Regions from separate parts of the Mus musculus genome. Here regions 2 and 3 are each linked to region 1. The links are chromatin loops, found by intact Hi-C in ENCODE. Cell type or tissue: left cerebral cortex. All regions are shown on one strand. Each heading gives the region's core, and the rest is flanking DNA. Links, peaks and the distances in the headings are about the cores only.

Region 1 (10,784 bases), core at 5,060-7,559:
TGATTTAAGTCTCATGTTGGCTGAGAACCAAGAAGTTCAACACAACTGACTAAACTTACAAAAGACTAGACCCCTTTCTCTAAGAAAATCCCAAAGTCAAAGTTTTGAACCATGTTATAATCAACATGTTTCTTGACCCCCCCTCATGACCTACCTACTTATACTAAGAATTCCTTTGAGCTTATTGGAATTCCATAGAGCTTATTGGACATACGTTTATGTCTTACTCCTTTCCTATTAGAAACTTATACGATGTACCTTATAAACTAGCCAATACTCTCATTGAGCCAAGAAGACTTTTTTAGATAAAAATACATAGGCACTGGGGGTAGTTCGGTTGGCAAAGCACTTGCCACCCAAGTCTGAAGACCTGAGTTTGGGCTCCCAGCATCTGTGGAAAAAGCCAGTCATGGCAGGGTGTGCCTGTGATCCCAGAACTGAGTGTGGAGAAAAAAAATAAAAGGAGCCTGGATACTTGCTGGGTGACCAACTAGGTAAACTGCAGGTTCAGCAAGAGACTGTCTCAAAAAGTAACATGGCAACTGACTGATGCTGTGATAGAGGAGTCAATGGGACAAATCAAGGATGACCTCAAAGAATAAATATGTGGCATCCCCAACCCAGTGAGAAGTCAGGACTCTCAGAGGTCCATAGTGCTGGCTAGCCCTCTCCTGGGTAACAGACTGAAGACTTCATAGGAGCTAGCTGTTTAATACCATGTGGTCAGGTTTCATCATAGCAATAGCTACATTTTTCTGTACTTGTCACTTTTCTTGTGACCAGCTACCTGATGAGCAAATTAAGAGAAGGAAGATCTATTTTGGCTGAGAGACCAATGCATCAAGGCGACACAGGCACAGAGGAAGGAGTGGTTGAGTTCGTGGCAGGGGAAACAGGCTGCTTGCTTTCTTTTAGGCAGTTCCAAAAGTAGAGAGTGATCAAGAACAAGAGTTGGACTCTGTACTGCAAGCCCTGCCACCCCAGCAGGCAACGTCCTCCAACTGGGTCCAACTCCTAAAGATTCCACACCCCAAAAAGCACTGCCAGGTAGTCTTCAAACACATGAACCTAAGGCTAAATTATATACCCCAAATCATGATAACGTTGCTGAGACCGGTCATGTGGGAAGAGTCCTGGTCCTTGGTTTTCAGTGTATGGCAAGAGCTATGGATGGGCAGCTGGCCCCCCTTGTCTAGGTTCCCAGAGGGGTTCATCCTTTTTTAACTCCATTGTAAAGTTTCACTATCTTTTCTGATCCTATATGATGAGAGGCACAAAGGTAACTAATAATAGATGAGAGTGATCTAAGCTTAAAAATAAACCTTCAGAAAACTTTGAGAACTCTGCCAACAGACGGTGCATCAACAATTGCACTGTGTAAGCCTCAAAAGTGCATCTGCTTATTAAATGTGTTTGGGCAGCCAACACTTCCCTTGTACAAAAGCAAACTTTGCTTCTTGGCCTGGGGGGAAGCTTGGCTTCTCTTCTTGTCTTCTTTTTCTTACACCGTAGCCTTGAAAATATATTTCTTGTCGGGCAGTGGTGGCTCACACCTTTAATCCCAGTGCTTGGGAGGCAGAGGCAGGCAGATTTCTGAGTTCAAGGCCAGCTTGGTCTACAGAGTGAGTTCCAGGACAGCCAAGGCTACACAGAGAAACCCTGTCTCGAAAATCCAATATGTGTATATATATTTTTTTTCTTTACAGTATTAAGTTCTGATAACACTTCACATGTGCTAACTTACCTGGAAGTCTTTTTTTTTTTTTTTATCCATGGGAGCAGCACAGAGTTTATACATACAGGGTAGATTAGTCACTTTTCTGTTTCTGTAATAAAGTATCATAAAATACCAGAAGCAACCTGAGGGAGAAAGAGTATTTTGGTTTATAGCTCAAGAGGCAGGGAAGACATGCTAGGAGGTAGCTGGAGCAGGAAGCTAGGAGAGGATGCCCCATGCATCCCCCTTCCCTGGGTGGGTGGGGACAACATTTGGGATGTAAATAAATAAAATAATTAATTAAAAATAAAAATATCAAAAATTAAAATTCTTTTTAAATGTCAAAAGAAGGAGGAGGAGGAAAAGGAGGAGGAAGAAGATGATGAGGAGGAAGTAAAGAAGGAAGAAGAGGAGGAGGAGGAGGAAAAGGAGGAGGAAGAAGATGAGGAGGAGGAAGTAAAGAAGGAAGAAGAGGAGGAGGAGGAGGAAAAAGAAAAGGAGGAGGAGGAAGAGGAGGAGGAGGAAAAGGAGAAAGGAGAGAAGGAGGAAGAGGAGGAGGAAGAGGAGGAAGAGGAAGAGGAGGAGGAGGAGGAGGAGGAGAAGAAGAAGAAGAAGAAGAAGAAGAAGAAGAAGAAGAAGAAGAAGAAGAAGAAGAAGAAGCAGCAGCTAAGAGAGACACTAAAAGCAGGGCCAAGCTGTAAACTCCTGAAGCCCATCCCCAGCAAGCTTCCGAGTCCTAAAAGTTTCATAACTTCTCTGAGCAACACCACAAACTGGAGACTGAAGGCTTGATTACAGGTGCCTATGGGAGACATTTCTCATTCAAAATCACCAGACAAGCTGGGCGGTGGTGGCACACGCCTTTAATCCCAGCACTTGGGAGGCAGAGGCAGGTGGATTTCTGAGTTCGAGGCCAGCCTGGTCTACAGAATGAGTTCCAGGACAGCCAGGGCTATACAGAGAAACCCTGTCTCGAAAAAACAAACAAACAAACAAAAACCAAAAAAACAAAATCACCAGACAAGTAAGAAAGAAAATCCTTGGTACCAACTAATTCTTTTGGAATTACTAAAAGATGGCTTAGGGGAAAAATCCAGCCTGCTCCTGAAGGTTCTAGATACAGGGCCTGCTGCTGGAGTGAATGGGGCACTAAAGGATGTCAGTTGATTATCAGTGAGACCAGTAAACACTGCAACTTACTCAGTAATTAAGCAGGGGAAGCTGATTTTCAGGTAGCTCTGGAAGAAGGTAACATGAGTGTAATGAGAGATCAGAACGCTTCGTGGCTATCGTGGTTCATTTAGAATGCCCAAAGAAGCCATCATGATCTGGGAGGATTAGAAACAAGAACTGGGCATGGGGACACAGCTCCATCAGGTTCTTGCCACACAACCACAAGGGTCTGAGTTTGGTTACTGAAAAGCCAGGGATGGATGGGGTTGGAGAGATGGCTCAGCAGTTAAGAGCCCTTGTTCTTGTAGAGGACCTCGGTTAGGTTTCCAGGGCCCACACGGTGGTTCATAAATCCATAAATACAGTTCCAGTGGATCCTCTGCCCTCTTCTGATCTCTACAGATACCAGGCACACATGCACATACTTGGTGCACATACACACAGGCAGGCAAAGCACTACACAAATGAAACGAATCTTAAAGAAAAACCAGGCCTGGGGATGATGGCATGTATTTATAGTCCCTTTGCCAGGCTGGCACAGACATGGTGATCTCTGAGGTTTGCTGGCCAGCCAGCCCTGCCTAACTGGAGAGCCCTAGCCATGGAGACTCTACCTCAAACACCAAAGTAAACCAATCCTGCAGAGCAACATTCATAGTTGGCCTGTGGCGTACATAACCAAACCACCTCCACTTATATCCCAAGAGAGAGAGAGAGAGAAGAATTTGTAAAAATAAAACAAGATAACACACCTATTTTTCTGTTCTGAGTGTTGAGAAGCCCAACATCAAAGAGCCACTGGGTTTGGTTTCTGATAAGGGCCTCTTTGCCGGCCCATCGTTACCCATCATTCTTTTGTGTCCTCTTAAGGCAGAGGGTCCCTCTGTACATAGCCCATCCATGGAAGCTCTGTCTTCATGACCCAATCAGTGCCTTCTGCCCTTAGGCTTTCTCACACGGAGGCCCAGGACACCCGGGAAAAGCCACTTTGCATTCATATTTGTGCGATCCACAAGTGTGGGATGGTTCAAGTTCCCTAGAACAGCCCTTAACCAAAGGAGGAAGGAAGTCAAGAGAATAAACCTGTCACTTCTGCTCCCCAGGAAGCCAGGGCTGATATCACCTGGGAAACGCACAGCTCTGGCCCCGGGCAGTGTCTGCACCAAGATGCCTGGCTCTCTCCTTGCTTGCTCTCTCCTGATCCGACCCTGCTGCTTAGAGTCGGTTTTTTCTCATGACTTGCCTCAGGCTGTGCACACACTCCCGTGTGGTAATACCAATATAATCAATGACAACTGCTGGTCTGAAAGTTTTAATGGATATAGTCAAGCATGTTACAAAGAAGAGTTCATGGACTTGTATTATGGTCTTAATTTGAAAGTGTCAGAGACCCAAAGTGTGTATATAGAGAAAATTAAATACATGGGTCAGAAACATGTCTGGGCTTATGTAAGGTTTTATTTGTTTGCTTTTAGCTCTCCATTCCAGGGGCCCTGACTGGCCTGGAACTCACTATGTAGATCAGGCTAGCCTTACAAAGATGGACCTGCTCTGCGTCTCCAGGGCAAGGGTTAAAGGCATGCCCCACCATACCTGAGGGTCATGTAGTTTTTGCATAGTTACTTTTCTTTTGATTTTAACTTCTTTAAAATACTTCAGGTAAGGGCAGTGGTGGCCACTTGGGAGGCAAAGGCAGGTGAATCTCTGACTTCAAGGCCAAACTGGTCTACAGAGCAAGTTCCAGTACCACCGGATACACAGAGGAATCCGGTCGCAGAAAACAAACAACAAAAAGGTCTCCAGGTAATTAGGAGTAACTTTTTGTCTCATTGTTTCTGTGGAAGCAGTGGTGGCACACGCCTTTAATCCCAGATCTCTGTGAGTTCAAGGCCAGCCTGGTATACAGAATGAATTCCAGGACAGCTTGGGGGGGGGGGGGCGCCACAGTGCAGTCCTGTCTTGAAAATCCAAAAATTGTCATCGTCATCATTATCATAATCATCTCATCATCATCATCATTATCGCACCATTTATGATTGAGAAACATTTCTAAATTTTAGAAAATTACTGTTAAATCAATCATTTTGATTATGAAGGTTTGGGGCATGATGCATGCAGGTATGATAATAAGAGATCCTAAGAGAAAGATAGTGACAAAAGTATTTACTTCAAGTGGAATATTTTGGATATGTATTATACAAACCTAGAAGAACCAGTTTATAAAATATTGATTCTTCAGAATAATTCAGCCAGCAGAATACTCATGTTTGCATTCACTGTCTCTTGAATGTCAGTAAATGAAAAAAAAAACATGGAATTTGTATATTGTGCTTCATTTGGCTCCTTCAAACATTAAAATTTGAAACCTAAGGTCCTTCAGGAACTAAAATATCACATTTACATTTTTGTTTCTACTGTGTGGGAGGAAGACCCGCAGTCCTCTTTTAACTAAAATTCATGGTGCATTCCCATCAAAGCTTTTGCTTTAATGAAGACTACTAAATGCACATGCACTGTCATTTAATTTCTTTGTTGTTCTTAATTTTTTCCCAACTTCATGTCTGTTGCTTTGAGAGATCTACCGGCTAAATCCCAACTGATGAAAGTGCATTGTTCCGAGATACCTAGGGGACCTGGAGACAATTAACCAGAACTCCATCTGATAAAGGGCATGCTTGGGCAAGATTTGATGGCTCTTATTCTTTTTCTTTTCTTCCTTGGTCTTCAAAACACAGCAAATCTGAACCAGTAGCTGAATTGGAATGAATCTGCTCCACGGCAGCCCACTCTTACTGTGCGAGCTTCTGTTACACGCGTTTAAAATATCCCTCAACTGAGACGGGTTACAGGAGATGCATATTCATACTTGGAACACGCTCCTCCTCCACATTAGGAGCTTTTCGGGGTACCCAAAAAGTTAGGATTCTGCTAAGGTTCTTGATCAAACAAAACCAATATCTGAAGGACAGTAGTGCCCAAGGACGAATAAGAGTTGCGGAGCCCATAGTATTAATAGCTCCAGTAAGCCCATACCACAGAAAGGCTAAAGGTCTTTGCCCCGTGACACGGGGAAAGCTGAGATAATTAAAATTCCAGATGCCCACTCAGCAGAAGCAGACCTTTCTGTTAGAGTTAAAATCTAAACTGAATCGATTCCGGTTTTACTTTAGAAAAAGGTGAAGAGAAAGCTATTGAGGAACAGCCTGGCTGAAGTAGGTGTGTTTGGGAGAAGATGGCACAGTTTTTACTGTTTTTACGTGTGGGTTAGAGTCGTTTTACATTTGGGTTACAAAATGTTCTTTTGAATCCGCCGAGTCAAGCGTCAGGAGACGCCTAGGAGCTTAGAGACCTACTTGCTGCTCTGGGATGTAGGGCAGTGGAGCCTGTGCTTAGCATTTCCAGTCTACAGCGAGCACTTGTAGCCACGAGAGGGCGCGGTGCATATTTAACAAAGCCTTTCTGAGCACTGACATCTTTCAAGCCAGGTCTAAAACTTCATGCAGACTAGAATCTTGCTTCCCAGAGCTTGCCTCCCAGGAAGGTGAGTTATCAAGCCAAAGAAGAGGAAAATATGCTTGAGGGAAGGGAACTAATAAGTTGAAGAACGATGTCAGTGCTCTCTGTAAATCACAATTTGTCATTTACCCAGAGATTCTCCAGGTAGTTACACAGGGTCCCGATAATTTAAACCAGGAACAAGAGAGGAAATGAGACAACTTGGAGGTTCCCAACAGAATTCTGACTGAAGACTGTAAAACCTCTGCGCATTCAATAATTTATAAACTGGGCCATATGTCATGTGCCCGGGCAGCAAAAGGAAGTCCTATCTTCCACAGACTTGGAGGAAGCACCTGCCTGAGGCCATTTGACGTCAGGGCTCTAGGGCTTTTTATATTTATTTTAGATAAGAGTTGTCTCTCTGTAACTATGGCTTCTAGACATGTGGATCCTACTATAATAGCAGGCTGAAAATATCCAGAGTGTGCGTGAGCATACACACACACATACATACATACATACACACACACACACACACACACACACACACACACACACACACAATCCAGGAAAAAAAAAATGTGTCTCACTGGACCATGGTGGCACATGCCTTTAATCACAGCACTTGGGAGGCAGATGCAGGTGGATCTGAGTTCAAGGCCAGCCTGGTCTACACCAAGAAACTCTTTCTCAGAAAAAAAAAAAGGGGGGGGGGGGTCTCAGGCATGTACAGAATTTGTTTGGGGGGGGGTTGCTATTCCCTAACAAATACAGGCTAGCAATGGTTTTCATAGCATTTGCAGTGTATGAGTCATTGTAATCTAGAGATGATTAAAGCACAGTGTTTATCTGCAAATACTATTAAATTTTATAGAAGGGACATAAGCATCTTTGAATTCTGATGTCCAAGGTGAATTCTAGAACAACTGTAATAGAGCTCTCTCTCTCTCTCTCTCTCTCTCTCTCTCTTTGTGTGTGTGTGTGTGTGTGTGTGTGTGTGTGTGTGTGTGTGTGTGTGTTGGATGCATATGTTTAGCACTCATGTGAAGACAATTTCAGATAAGAAAATTTCAGTCCTCACTTCTGCCTTATTTGAAACAGGCTCTGGCTGGTCCCTGACACGTGTGCCAGCCTGGTTTCCTTTGCACTGCTGGAGACTCCTGTCTCCATCTCCTGTCTCCATCTCCTGTCTCCGTGTGGAGACTCCGGCTCTTCTATCCAGCTTCTGTGAACTTGGCTCCTCCCACTTGCGTCAAAGCGGTCTATCCAAGGCAAGCGCTTTATCTGCCTTATTTCTGAGATGTAGTCGGCATGCAGCCCGAGCTGGCCTGGCCTAGAACTATATGGAGATCAGATTGGCACTTACAGAGATTTGCCTACCTCTGACGGTTGAATGCTGGGATCAAAGAATCCTTTAAACCTTGATTAGAAGTCTTAGTACTGAAAGGTTTCCTAAAATTTCTACACTACCAATTTTTGACCTGACTGAATTTACATATTATCGGGGCTGATCTTCATGCATATTTATTTTAGAACCAGGCGGGGACCCTGAAGCTATTCAACCAAAGATATTCTTTTCTTTTTCTATCCAAAAAACAAGAAGAAAGGGCTTAGGTTTGAAAGCAAGAACAGTCCTTAAGTTAGCATTTACAAATTTGTTTTTCAGGATTATTTACACACACAATATTTTGTTTTGTTCTTATAAAAATGTGAAATTTACCTTTTACCCAAAGGTTTTAACTCAATGGGGCAACTTCTTCTTTTTCATTTGCAAGCTGGTTCGTTTTTCTAAATAGAAAACTGTTAAAAGGTACATCCTTTTGAAGACTAATTTCTTTAATCTTTTTAAATGTATTAACATAAATTACAGAGCACAATTTGCACCTCGCGTCTCTTTGTAAACGCTGAGGTTTGCTATTTGATTTCCTTTTATTGTTCCCTCAGCCTGAAGGGCTTTTCACTCTTTGAGTATCAGAGGTTCGGCTTCATTTCTGAATCCTCCCCCATCCCCTACCACTTGCACTCCTACCCCCACCCCACCCCATGGACACATCAAGTCTCTTTATCCTTGATTTACGGGAGCTCTTACTGGCCTCTTAAAACCACTCTAAGTGGGAAATCCAGAGCCTGGGAGTCATAGCAGCCTACAAGCCTACAGAGGAGGTCTAATTAATTACAAGCTATCTTTGATATCAAATACATCTCTTCCCTGCCTATGGCATATCCAAGCCAGTCTTCCAGAAACAAATAAGCTATTGGCTTTCTAGAATCACCTTGGATTCCGTACTTCAAGCCCTACGGTTCAGGTCCATTCAAACTCATTGGGCTACCACATAGGGTGAAAACTTCTCCGTTAAGCAAAAGCAATTATTACAATATCTGTGTATATAAAATTTAAGCAATAGGATTTATTCCCTAGAGAAGGAAAAGGGAAAAAAAATCTTGCATATATTCGAGATGGGGGTGAGTCACTGGCTTCCCCGAACTGTCATACACTTATTTGTCCCCTAGGGGGCGTAAGTTTCCTGTTTCTGGTGAAGAACAGGATAGTTGTGCTTCCTTGGAGCCTCTGGGGGAAATTGATTTAGCTGGATCTTAATTGGAATAGAAAAAAAAAAAAATAGAAAAAAAAAACACTCTAACTTCTAATCAGATAACATTATAACCCAGAAATTAGATGCAGTCGTTCCAGAAGACAGATACACAAAGTTCATTCAATCTGCTGATGACTTGTGGCCTCAAACGTAAGACTCCACCTCTGAGCTCCAGACAGACAAGACAGACAAGACAGACAAGACAGACAAGACAGACAGACAGACAGACACACACACACACACAGAGCAGCTGGCCACGCCTCCAGCATCGCCCAGGAAACACTGTATTTTCACTGCTGACGCTGTGTAGATGATCAACAGCTGCTCCTGGAAGCTCCTGTACAGGGTTGTACGGAGTATGTTAGAAATATTTCAGAAAGAGGCGGGCATTCCGTGGTGACTCAGATGAACTGCCTGTCACAGTCTGGGTTCCCTTAAAAACACAGCCTGAGTCAAGAAGTCGCCTCCGTGAAGATTTTCTTAGTAGGCAATGTCAGGGTGCAGGAATGAGAAATTGTCACGCTGACCAGCTGTCCCTGTTTGTAGAACACTGAGAAGTTTTCTAAGAAGTGAAACCCAAGAAGTACATATGAGAGGAGCAGTCAACTGGTGAGTTGCTGGACCTAGAAGAGGGAAAGCCAGATCAAGGCTGGGTTTCTGACTTGTTTTAATCCCATAATACAGAGCATAGAGTTGCTCACCTGTAGAGGGGAGAATGGTCCATTGGCTCCCAGGTGTATGTGATGTTTCTGTTTGGAACGTTTAACTCCTACAGCATCTAGGGTTTGTGCTCCTCCTGGGGGCCTGTGACCCTCCATAGGCACTCCCCACGGAGACACCAGAGAAACTGGGTGGAAAGAGGGAAACAGCTCAGCAGGAGGAGGAGGAGCCGCGCTGTGGGCTCCGCCCACACCACTCTGCTGCTGCAACTGTTGGAGAAGCAAACTCCAAGATGTGGCCCACGCACGCATGCATGCATGAAGACTGATTCTACCAGCTTTCGCTTGGTTTATCTGTGGACTCAGCAGGAGATTATAACCTCTGCTTTAGCTTCCAACTAGTTTATTGATTTAACAGAGCTAGAAAGGTCTTTGTTTTAAAATAAGAAACCTAGCAACAAAATTGTTTTCCTTTACTTTGTGTGTCTAGTGTATGGAAGCCGAGTTAATAAGCTCATCTACCTAAAAAGAGAAGAGTCTCAAGCCATTGTATCTTTCCCCAAAATTGAGGTGAGGATTTAGATATCAGCACCAATGGAAAACATTGAGAAGGAGGAACAGTCCAAAATGCTGACATTTTTTTAGCAATTACAAAGTCTGGGGCCAAGTGTGGTGGCATATTTCCTTTCACCCCAGTACTAGGAAGGCAGAGGCAGGCACATCTCTTTGGGTTAAGAGTCAGTCTTGTTTAAAAAGCAAGTTCAGGACCAGCCAGGGATGCATAGATGATAGTATCTGAGAAAAGTCAGGGAGCTTGCTAGTTCTACCCCATAAAGAAGGAAAGATGGAACTGACTAGACAAAATTGTCTTCTGACCTCCACATTGGAGCTGTGGTATGCATAGATATACATGGACATCACACACACAACAACAATAGCAACAACATTAGGAATAGTAATAATAACAACTTTTTAGATTTTTTTTTAGTGATTATTATTATTCTGTGAGTCTTTTGTTCTCAAGTCTGTATGTCTTCCGTACATTTGTCTGGTGCTCTCAGAGGTCAGAGGACATCAGATTCCCTAGAAATGGAGTTAGGATGGTTATCAGCTATCATATGGTTGCTAGAATCCAGGCCCAGG
Region 2 (7,630 bases), core at 5,090-7,589, 130 kb after region 1:
AGTAAGTGGGAGTAGGAAGAATGTTTATGGAAATGAGGGAGGCTGCCAAAAGTGATGAAAAATGAAAAGAGTGTCTTTCTGGGACCGGCCTCCACCCTGCCACTCCTTGCCTCCGGAGGACTGCAGGATGCCGGGTTCCAGCTATCTTCTCTGCCCAAGACCACGACTTTTTCAGCGCCAGCCTGTGCCTCCTCCTGCGCTGCTGTTTCCCTCCTACCTTCCAGACGGCCCCTCCTCTGTCTCCCTCCAGGGGCGCATCCCATCTTTGCCTCCACAATGCGGATGCTTCTAACAAAATTCCCCATTCTCTTTGTCCCACTGGGCAGCGATCCTTCTCCCAACACACACCAACTCATCCAGCCCTCTTCTGGGGTGCCAAAGGCCAGTATAGTATGTCTCTGAGCATCTCCTCCAGGAATATCCCATTGACCCGAAAGCCAAATAGTGAAGAACCAACTTGACTGATGATTGTGTGTGATGTACCAGCAAAATTTCCAACTCCTAGACTGAACTTTACAGCTTGACCTTTCTCCTCCCCTCTGCTCCCCGCATCCCCCATCCCCAGAAGTCACTGGATTCTTACATCCATACTTATTCACAGGTCCCCGACTCCTCCCCTTTATTTTGGCCTCTCCCCAGCCCCCCAGTTCCAGTTCAACCTCTGTATTCCACATCCATGCTGCACCTAGTGGTAGCTTCCTGACATATGCGGTCACACTGTGCTCCCTCAAAACCCTCCTTCACCCCTAACTCCTTCAACCCTGGATCAGGGTCCTCAATCTGGCCCCGAATGATCTCTCTTTATCCTCTTCTGCTACAGGTGTGTGTGTGGGGGGGGGGTGGAATCTCTATCAATTTCCAGTCCCCTCTGTTTCTTCTTTTGTACAATGTTTATCCTCCAGGATACTGACAAGTTTCCTTTCTTTCTTTCTTTCTTTCTTTCTTTCTTTCTTTCTTTCTTTCTTTCTTTTTTCTTTCTTCCTTTCTTTCTCCTCCTCTTCCTCCTCCTTCTCCTTCTTCTCCTCCTCCTCTTCTTCTCTCCTCCTCCTCCTCCTCTTCTTCTTCCTCTTCTTCTTCTTCTCCTCCTCCTCCTCCTCCTTCTCCTCCTCTCCTCCTCCTCCTCCTCCTCCCCTCCTCCTCCTCCTCCTCCTCCTCCTCCTCCTCCTCCTCTCCTCCTCCTCCTCCTCTCCTCCTCCTCCTTCTCCTCCTCCTCCTCCTCCTCCTCCTCTCCTCCTCCTCCTCCTCCTCCTCCCCCTCCTCCTTCTCCTCCTTTTTAAATGACTATCCCAAATCCTGGCCTGCCCTTCCTGTGCCATCTCAGCACACACCCAACCCAGCACCCTTGGGATTCTGGGCCTGGAGCTAATATGCTTTTGGCTTTTCCTCCACACCTTGCGTTTGCCCTACCCCCTCCTCCTGGTCTGGGTTCTTCTCATTTCATCTGCTGAACCCTCCTTTCATGGAGGATAGGCCTTGACTCCCAGCCCAGCCCAAGGGTGCAAGGGAAGAATGCTGATGGAGAAGTCCAGAGAGAGACCAAAGATGGAAAGGAATAGTGCTAATCAGAGCCAAGTTTGGTCCAGGATCATGTTGCAGTGAGTCTAGTAAGGAGTTGGGGCAGGCTGCTGTCCCCTACTCCCTGGGGCAGGCTGATGCTGCAATAAACTGTGCCATCCACTGGGGATGGGGAGTAACTGCCAGGCCATGGACTTCACAAGGGACTGGGACACTCTGCCTGGGGGCAGGGATATAGAGTGGGGGTCTAGCCTGGGTCTTGTTAACAAGCACCCATGGGACAGAGGAAAGATGAATTGGTAGCTCAGAGAGTCATCTCACAGTGCCCGTCCCCCTGTGGCCAGGAAGCTTCCTCCTGTAGGTCTGATGCCCAGAATGATGCCACTGTGAAAGGATGGCATGTACCCTTGGTGCCAGGGACAGGTCTCTGAGCAGGGACCTCATCACACCACCAGGGGCAAAGCCTTTGCTTTGACAAGGACATGGAAAGCCACCACGGTCTCTAGAACAGCTTTAGGGTGGGGCAACTTCTTCATCATTTCAGGAAGATGGCTCTGTCAGTCCAGATGAGGAGACGTGGCTCAGCTTCCTCTGAGGGGCAGGGCTGGTGACCTTAGGAGTGGGTAGTAATCTCCAGTTACCAGTGGGGGGATGAAGCACTGGGACAGATATCAAGTCAGAGGAAAGCCGAAGGCTACTACTGTGTCCTTCAACCCAGAATCCAGTGGCCCTGCTTCCTACCCAGTGCAAGGGGTACAGCTAAGCAGATGTGGCTCAGAGGAAGACTGAGGCAGATGAGGGAGGCCAACCTGGAGTACAGCTGGATCCTTGGGTGCCTCTACTAGACGCTGATATCAGGGAGTATAAGAGGTCAGGGCCAGAAGGTCCGACTCCTCATTACACTGGTGGGCAAACAGGCCAGGGGCATATCCAGGACCAAAGGATATAAAGAGTAGATAGAGCTGGACCACAGATCAGAGACTCCTGGTCATTGTGTCCCAAGTTATTTTCTCCTCTTCATACTCTCTGCCTCTCCTCTGGTAAGGACGGAGGCTCAGCAAAGGAGGCTGTGGATAGAGCTTTAGCACTTGGACCCCCTCCCCACAACAAGAATGCAGCATTTTACTAGGGTGGGTCAGAGCAGAGGCGATCCCTGAGTTCCTCTTCTAAGAAAGGTTTTGCTGTCCTCATCTCCCTCCAACCTGGCACACCAGGACCCCCCTTTCCCGGAGTCCCCCAGCCTCCCACTCAGTCCTGCTTTACCTCTTCTGTGCAACTCCCCACACCTGAGGAGGGAGGGAGGGGGCGTGACTCAGTGGGATAAAGGCAGCTGTTATATTTGAGTGATTACATAAGCCAGGAGGAAGGCAGCTGCAACGTGACTGCACAGAGGCCAGGAGACAAGTCAAGTCTGGGTTGCAAGGCGGGGGTCTCCTCCTGGACTCTGCACACTCTAATCTAGGGCAGAGACAAGTCTTTACAGGACCAGAAAGCAACCATTGTGCACAGGTTGCAAAGTCCTCCCTATGTCTAGGCACTTAAGGAAGGGTCTACCCCACCCCACCCCACCCCACCCCCCAAAACTAGCTCTCAGGTTTCTAGACAACCTAAGGCCAGATTCTGATGAAGCTGTAGAACCTGCCAGGGACTCCTCTTCAGCAAGGAAGACACAAATGAGAAAAGGGTACCTGCCAGGACGGGTTGTCCCAAGCCTATCTGTCCTTGGTAGGCCACTCTCTGGCCACCCTGGGTCTCCCAAGGGTGAAGTGAGAGAACACACGAAGCCTTGGCACAGCAGGTATTCCATATCCTCACTGGCAAGGCAAAGGGCTAGTTGGGGGTTTCACAGGGAGTCCAAACTCACATTGAGCTGACTTCTCTGCCCTGAGTAAACTGACATGGGTGGCCAACTATGAAGTCTGTGGGGCCCTAGGCAAGCCCCTGAGCTCTGTTGGTGTTTGCAGTATCTTTCCTGCAGTGTCCAGGGAGCATCAGAGCCTTCGTTCGAGTCCTGCAGCCCACAGTGCAGTGAGTCAAGGAGGGGTAGGACTAGAACAGGTTGCAGGCAGATGCGGTGACCAGCACTGGGCACCAGCACAAGGCCCACAGCCATCAGGCCCATGGGGTTCCTCCTACGCACCCCCCCAAACCCCGGAGGAGGAAGGCTGTGCCCACCCAGACTGTGTTGCCATGACGCTCACTGGTCTCCATGGTTCCAGGCACACAGCCCTCCCCTCATCAAGAGGAGGGCTGAAGGTGACAGGAGCTGAGGAGATGTGGGTTCCTGGCACCCCCTCCTAGTCTATCTCTCTGCCTGGATCCTTGGGGTTCCTCGACTTGAACCTCCGGGAGACAAAGCAGAGAAGAATGACAGTTTCCACTTCAGAGTCAAAAGAGTGACAAAGAGGGGACTTATGCATAGAAGACAGTCAAGATTGCAGGGGAGTGGCAGAGGGGGGAGGGAGGGCGGAATGGCAAGAGGGAGGGCACACTCAAGTCACCAGGCAGAGTGCCTCCCAGCTGATAAGGAGTGGGAGGTACAGTCCTCAGGCCCAGCTCTTTGGTCTGTGGGTGGGGGTGGGCGGACAGAACAGAGGAGGAGGAGGTGGGGGAGGGGCAGCAGCAGGAGGGAGAACAATTTTCCTAGAGAGCTCTTTGTGTGTGGATGTCCCTCCTCCACGTGCTCTGTGTGTGTGTGTGTGTGTGTGTGTGTGTGATGCACTTGAGTTATGGCAGTGCAAGCTGAGGTGTGCAGGCACGTGTGTGCAGAGCATGAGTGTGTGCCTGTGGCCTGTGTCACTGTGTCTCCAGGGTGATAAATACAGCAGTAGGAGCTGTAACCAGGGCAGAGGAAGTGTGGAAATTTCCACAGGCTGAAAGTAGCATAGAGGAGGGCACATGCCAGGGCCAGTGAGCTCTTCAAGGAGCCATCCCCCTGGTTGGTTAGCTGGGTACAAATCCTCCCCATGTTTTCATAGAACATGGACACTGGGAACAAGAATCCAAAGGCATTCCCTGACAGGAGAGGCAGGGAGATTCTGACCAGCTCTGTGTGGGTGTGGGTGCGCACGTGCATGCATGTGTGTCAGTGAGACAGAAACAGTCACACAGTCTGAGAGTAGGATCTGGGTCATTCAGGTCACTAAGTACTTAAGTAGTAGAAAAGATGCTGTTTTCTGGTAGGGACAAGATCCTAAAGGGCCCATTAGACAGGGATGTAGTCGTGTCTCCTAGGTAGCCAGTAGAGCTAAGACCTGACAGCTAGGGTGTGGAGGGGAGGCCTTAGGGTGTCTGGTGCTGAGGGTGTGAGGCCCTGGGGTTGCATGGGTGTTAAGATCCAGCTACAACAGGTCCTTACTTCAGGCCATCTACATTTGTCTGTCTCTCTTCAGCATCCCCTACCCTCCAGGCTTCAGGACATGAGCCCTTCATGAATCCCTCTGAGCAGCATCCTCTCTCCTCAAGGGTTTCCTCCTCCCCCACACCACTTACTCATCTGCCCCACGTGTGCGGCAAAAGCTCTGCACACAGCAGGTATTCAACAAGTGCTTGGTGAGTGAGGGCTGAACACAGGAAGTAGTCACTAAGTGCTGGCTGAACCTCTCAAGCTCTTCTCCTGTATGTCACAAAGATGTCACTGCGGATATATCTAGGAAGACTAGCAAGGGGCACGGCTGGCACTTCACACTTACCTGCGCCTGCTCATTCAGTGTTCCCAGGAGGCTATCGGGATGCAGCTTAGCTCCAAAGGACAGAGAGCACACAGACGATCAGAGATCTAAGTAACTGTCAAAGCCACGTGGACTATAAAGGATATCTGCCTACCCATCTATGCTTTCCAAAACAGAACTGTGGGCAGGCAGCAATAAGAGCCAGGGGGTAGGAAAGAGGTTCCATGCCCCCTCCAGCCCCAGGGTTAGTACGGAGGTAGCAGGGTCCAGCTTTACCCCCACCTGTCTCACTACAGCCTGTGTACCCAGAGCTCCCTGGAGCCAAGGGTTCCTGGGTCCTCACTGCTGGATATCATGCAGAGTGGGAGGGTTGAAATGAAGGAGCCAGAAGAGAGAAAGGCAGATACCCCAGCCCTCTTCTGCCCCATATCCTACCCTGCCCACTTTTCCCCAACACTCCACCAGCAATGCTCGGTGCCCAGGCTGTGCCCTACTACAGCCTTTTCTCTCAGAGTTCCCTCCCTATTCTCCTCCCCAACATCCAATCCCACCCCCAACCACACTCCTCCAGGAAGTCCTTCCTCCTTCAGGCTCCCACCCCTAACTCTGGGCTCCTCCCATCCCAAGCAACCTAAAGTACCAAGTGCATCCCTCCCTTCTGGCACTGGCTCCAGTATTAGGAATCCTTGAGACAACAGAACCTTCTGCTCTGCCCCCCCCCCCCAACACTGTAGTCACAGGTATTTTTCACGAAGGTTGAGTCTCAATCCTGCAGGGATGTGACCTCACGCCAAGGGAAAGCACTCTACAGTGTCACATAGTGCTGGCTACGGGGAGCGCTCACAAAAGGGGAGAACAGGCTAAGAGCAGGAGGAAAGCTGAGGAGACTCTAATGTCAGGCAGGGAAAGCTGAGAGCAGAGGCTCAGGCTTAGGTTTGCATTCTGTAGGCATTGGGCGAAGGGCTCCTCTCATGTCCTAGAGCCCAGGAGATCAAAGCAAAGCACCTCTACTGTGCTGTCTTACAACACATCACTAGTTGCTGGCCAGAGGCAGGGCTGAGTGGTCCAGCTGGCAGAAGAACAAAGCCAGATCCAGGAATATCACTGGGAGGGGAAGGAGAGGAGGGAGGGAGGAAGTGTTGCAGGTGTAGGGAGGGTTAGGAGGTGTTACACAGACCCTGCTCAAAATTTGCAACTATGAGTGGTCCATGACTGCCCCCTAGTGGCCAAATGCAGCTCCCCTCTGGCTAATCCCTAAACCAGAGTAATGACAGTGCCAGACCAGCAGAGGGCACCTCTAGTTGTACCCTCTTCCTTGGTCTCTGGGGTTGGTGGACAGTAGATCAAGTTCAGGGAGGAAGCAGCTCTTGGGCACATAAGCCCTCTAGCCATGTCCTGCCTGGAGGACATGATAATTTGGCTTGGAGCAGCTCCCTGAAGATAGGACAAAGGGATGGGGACCGTAGCTTGTGCAACAGGTTAGTAGAGCTCAAGGATCGTGTGCTGTCTCCTGGCAAACACCCAGGACACATGTCCAGGTGTACATCCAGGTCCCCACTGGGGCCACCTACTTGGTAAGCCAGGACTGAGGTGCCAGGCCTATGGCTAGGACCTGTGGCATCAAGAACTGACAGGAAGGCACAGCCGGGGTTCAGAGCTTTATAGGTGATGGGGGGGTCACAGATGGCACAGGTACCCCAGTCTTATCCAGCTCTGCTCTGCCCCTTTCGAGGCTAAGGACAGGACACCAGCAAGTCTGCTCACTAAGCCTTTGAGATAGGGTGGCAATGAGACTCCAGAGAAGGCAGAAGCTTAGCACTTTCCCAGAAGTCTCCAGTCTGTCTTTGAGTAGCTGGTGACCTCTGTAGGTCAGCACTTCCCTCTGAAGGCGATGCCCTGTGATGTGAGAGGCAGACTCCACTCTGGAAGCACACGCATAGTGCCCAGGGTAAAGCCCCCTTCACAGTCCTCCAAAGCTTGTGGTATGCACTGTGGCCTCGTGTCTCCAGCACGAGGCTCTGAGTAGCTGTGCCGGGGTCACTAACACAGATCTAGGCCCCAGCTCAGATGGTTGCAGGGACCGGGACTCAGACTAGCTGGGGTCTGCCTTGTCCTGAATCAGAAATTCCATAGCCTGGCTGTACAGTGGCACAGTAGGTACAGGGCCAGGCCAGGCCTCTGCCAGGACAGTGGAGGGTAAATAGCTCAGTAAACATGCAGAGGGTAGACTCAGGCTCCTGGCTTCAAAGCCCCAGCATTCACCTCTGGGCTTCACAGCCAACTGTACCCTTAGCCTAGGACACCAGTGCCCACAAACCATCACAGGCCTCAGCACCATAGGGTAAAATATACAGATATATTTATATTATCAAAAAGTATCCAAAGTGGGGAAGGGATAGCAGACAGCCACAGCCTGGGCCTCCCTGCCAGCACACACCAGAAGA
Region 3 (2,500 bases), core at 1-2,500, 110 kb after region 1:
GTCCCTGGGTTCTGTGGAATGACAGACTTCACAAGCCCCCGGAAGGCCTCTTGCGGCCTGCAGAAGCGCTGGTTGAAACTTCAAAGGCAAAGGCCAAGAGGAGTGGAGACACCCAGGTGGAAGGAGGCACAAGCACAGACTTGGATCTCCTCAGGGTGCCCCAACTGCCTAAGGGGCTGAGGGAGAGGCCTTCCAGACCAGGCACACACCCTTCTTGCCACTCTAAGCCCTCTCTCTCTCCCTCTCCCTCTCTCTCTGATCTCACTGGGTGACTTCACTGTTCTTCTCTGCGCTTTGATAGTTGCTTCTGTATAAGGGGACTGGGCTGGGAGCCTTAAAGCTCTCTGGGCGCCATGAAGGTATTGTCCTCCTGGAAGGAATGCAATCTCTCCTCTCCAGCCACATCTAGCCTCTCAATCAATGGCCAAAGATTCCAGCCACCCAACCTGAACATGAAGGCAATAAGACCCTTCCTTAAGGTCTTCATGGCCTGCAGAGGATTCCAGAGTCCCCTGAGGGCCCTCAGAGTTCGTGTGCTTGAGCAGCATGTCCACTGCGGAAGCTTGACCTCTTGTAGCTCTCTCTACCCTCACGCAGGCAGGACTCAAGAGGGACGATGATGAGGGGCCAGACCTCAGTGAGGCCTTACTGCGTCAGCAGTACAGGCCTGAAGCCCTTCACACACATGCACTTGCAAACAGATACCCACAGTGTCATTAGAACACATGTGCATAACACTGTATACGTGCACACACATGCATACAAGCCATGCTTGCATACGCAACCGTCTACCAAGATTCAGATATCAGAATGAACACACAAGCACACATATACAAATATATACACGCCTTCCCACAAACAGAAGTCTACACATTCTCCCCCTCTCTGACCAGTATACACATACCTAAGACTGGAAAATCACACTAAGGTACAAACACACACACCACCACCACCACCACCACCAACAACAACAACAACAACAACAACAACAACTAATATTATTCTGCATTTCAGCATCAGACAAATTTCAAACAATAAAAAAAAAAAAAAACTAAACATAAGGTGTTCTTAAGTCTATTTCCCAATTAGTCAGCCCCTGAACTGAGGTGGGAAACTCCTATCTATGAGCTCATGTCTGTCCCTGCTTTGAGGTCCCAAGTGTTCTCTGTCCTCACTCCCCACTATGTGTGCCTTTGCAATGGAGCTCAAAGGAGGTGGGGAGCAATGTGTTACCCTCTCTCCCCCATCTAAGCTCCTTGCTCACTCTTCCCTCCTGGTCCACCTAACATCCAAGATTGGGGCTGGAATGGAGTGTGTAGCGACCCCTGCTGGGCTTATGTGACATTACAGCACAGCTCTGTTGTATAGTAGCAATTCCAAGCCTGGGCAGCAAAAGGGAAGAAGAGGAAGAGAACCCAAGTGTTGGGTGCTCCAAGAATGGAGTTGAGCTTTAGACAGCCTTTGGTCTGTCCATGTCAATCAGTGCTCCCGAGGCTTCAATGCCATAACCCCATGGTGACATCACTTCAAGCCCTCGGGATGGGAGTTCTGGCAGATCACAGCCGCACATCCAAACTCTCAGGTTGACATCGGGTCTTTAGGCCTAGCTCCCCACTCCTCTCGGCCTTACATCCCACAGAATGCAGCTCTTGCTTTCATCGTCCCAGGCAGCCCTTGTTCCTCAACTGAGAAGCCTCATCCCCAACTTGAACCGTCTATATCTTTCCTGTTTTTCAAGGCTAGTGCTTCACCATCTGGACCAATAATTCATGAGAATATCAGGAGCTTTGGGTGCCTGAGGGCCCTGTGCTCCAAGCCTGCCCCGCCCCCACTCATCCCAGTGGGCAAGTCAGTCCCTTCTTGAATCCTCTGCTCCTTCATCCAGAAAACAGCAGCCTCTTGGGTTTGTGGAGGGGATTAAAGAAGATCATAGCTGTGGAAATCGGGCTCAGGCAGCTGTAAACTTCCCTGTGCGTGTGCAAGAGTTCTCATTATGACTTAATCCTTTGATCCCTGCTCCTAACGCCACACTGAAGCACACAGCAAGCAGACAGGGAGCAGAGAAAGGGTCAAGGCTGCTTCATCTATGAGCTCCCCAGATCCCAACCCCTACCCTACTAGGGCCTGCCAACTACCAGCCTCAGCGGCAGGGTGTAGATTTGGCTGGAAAGAGGTTAGACCAAGTGTACTTAGTGCAAACTCACACCAAACTACAATTCCCAGAATGACTCAAGCTGCTGTGGGTGTGGCCACGAGTTTAACCCCTTCCTCGGTGAGCTCTTTCTTCCAATGTACCTTCTGGGGGTTGGCCTCAGACCAGGCAGGTGCAGCCTAGAAAGGTGGTCTTATGTCCATCAGACACCTCCTTCTGCCCACAGAGCATCTGTGCCTCTCACCACACCCACCGCCTCCTGTCTTTCCCACACACTGACGCTCTCTGGGCTCCTAGCCGTGGTCTAAAAGTGTAGGTGAGTGTGGGTGTTCTACAGTGACAGCAGCT

Evidence for each region. Hi-C counts contacts between places; a loop is a spot of excess contacts. Peaks named below come from ENCODE experiments on the same cell type or tissue, not always from the same donor. Only the 100,000 strongest peaks of a DNase experiment are listed, where the experiment ranks them.
Region 2: it touches region 1 in a loop (5-fold over the local background); 13 of 42 quality-filtered maps call a loop at or near these places.
Region 3: it touches region 1 in a loop (5-fold over the local background); 16 of 42 quality-filtered maps call a loop at or near these places.

Annotation. Positions count from the first base shown.
Region 1 is chr7:101,536,845-101,547,628 of GRCm38, reverse strand. Gm35363 (a long non-coding RNA gene) reads left to right here and starts at 9,177. Exons shown (of 5, transcript XR_869841.3): 1 at 9,177-9,591. In left cerebral cortex, for the core only: a CTCF peak has its summit at 6,304 (motif pointing right); DNase peaks (open chromatin) are centred at 5,393, 5,694, 6,298 and 6,774; H3K4me3 peaks cover 409 bases; H3K27ac peaks cover 1,808 bases.
Region 2 is chr7:101,411,788-101,419,417 of GRCm38, reverse strand. It overlaps Arap1 (ArfGAP with RhoGAP domain, ankyrin repeat and PH domain 1), which reads right to left. Exons shown (of 34, transcript NM_001040111.1): 34 at 6,832-7,630. Among named protein-coding and RNA genes, the nearest start is that of Pde2a, 36 kb to the left of the region's middle. In left cerebral cortex, for the core only: a CTCF peak has its summit at 6,439; a DNase peak (open chromatin) is centred at 6,408.
Region 3 is chr7:101,426,758-101,429,257 of GRCm38, reverse strand. It overlaps a transcript of Pde2a not described here. Among named protein-coding and RNA genes, the nearest start is that of Pde2a, 23 kb to the left of the region's middle. In left cerebral cortex, for the core only: a CTCF peak has its summit at 1,337 (motif pointing left); DNase peaks (open chromatin) are centred at 1,329, 1,846 and 2,455; H3K4me3 peaks cover 1,074 bases; H3K27ac peaks cover 1,094 bases.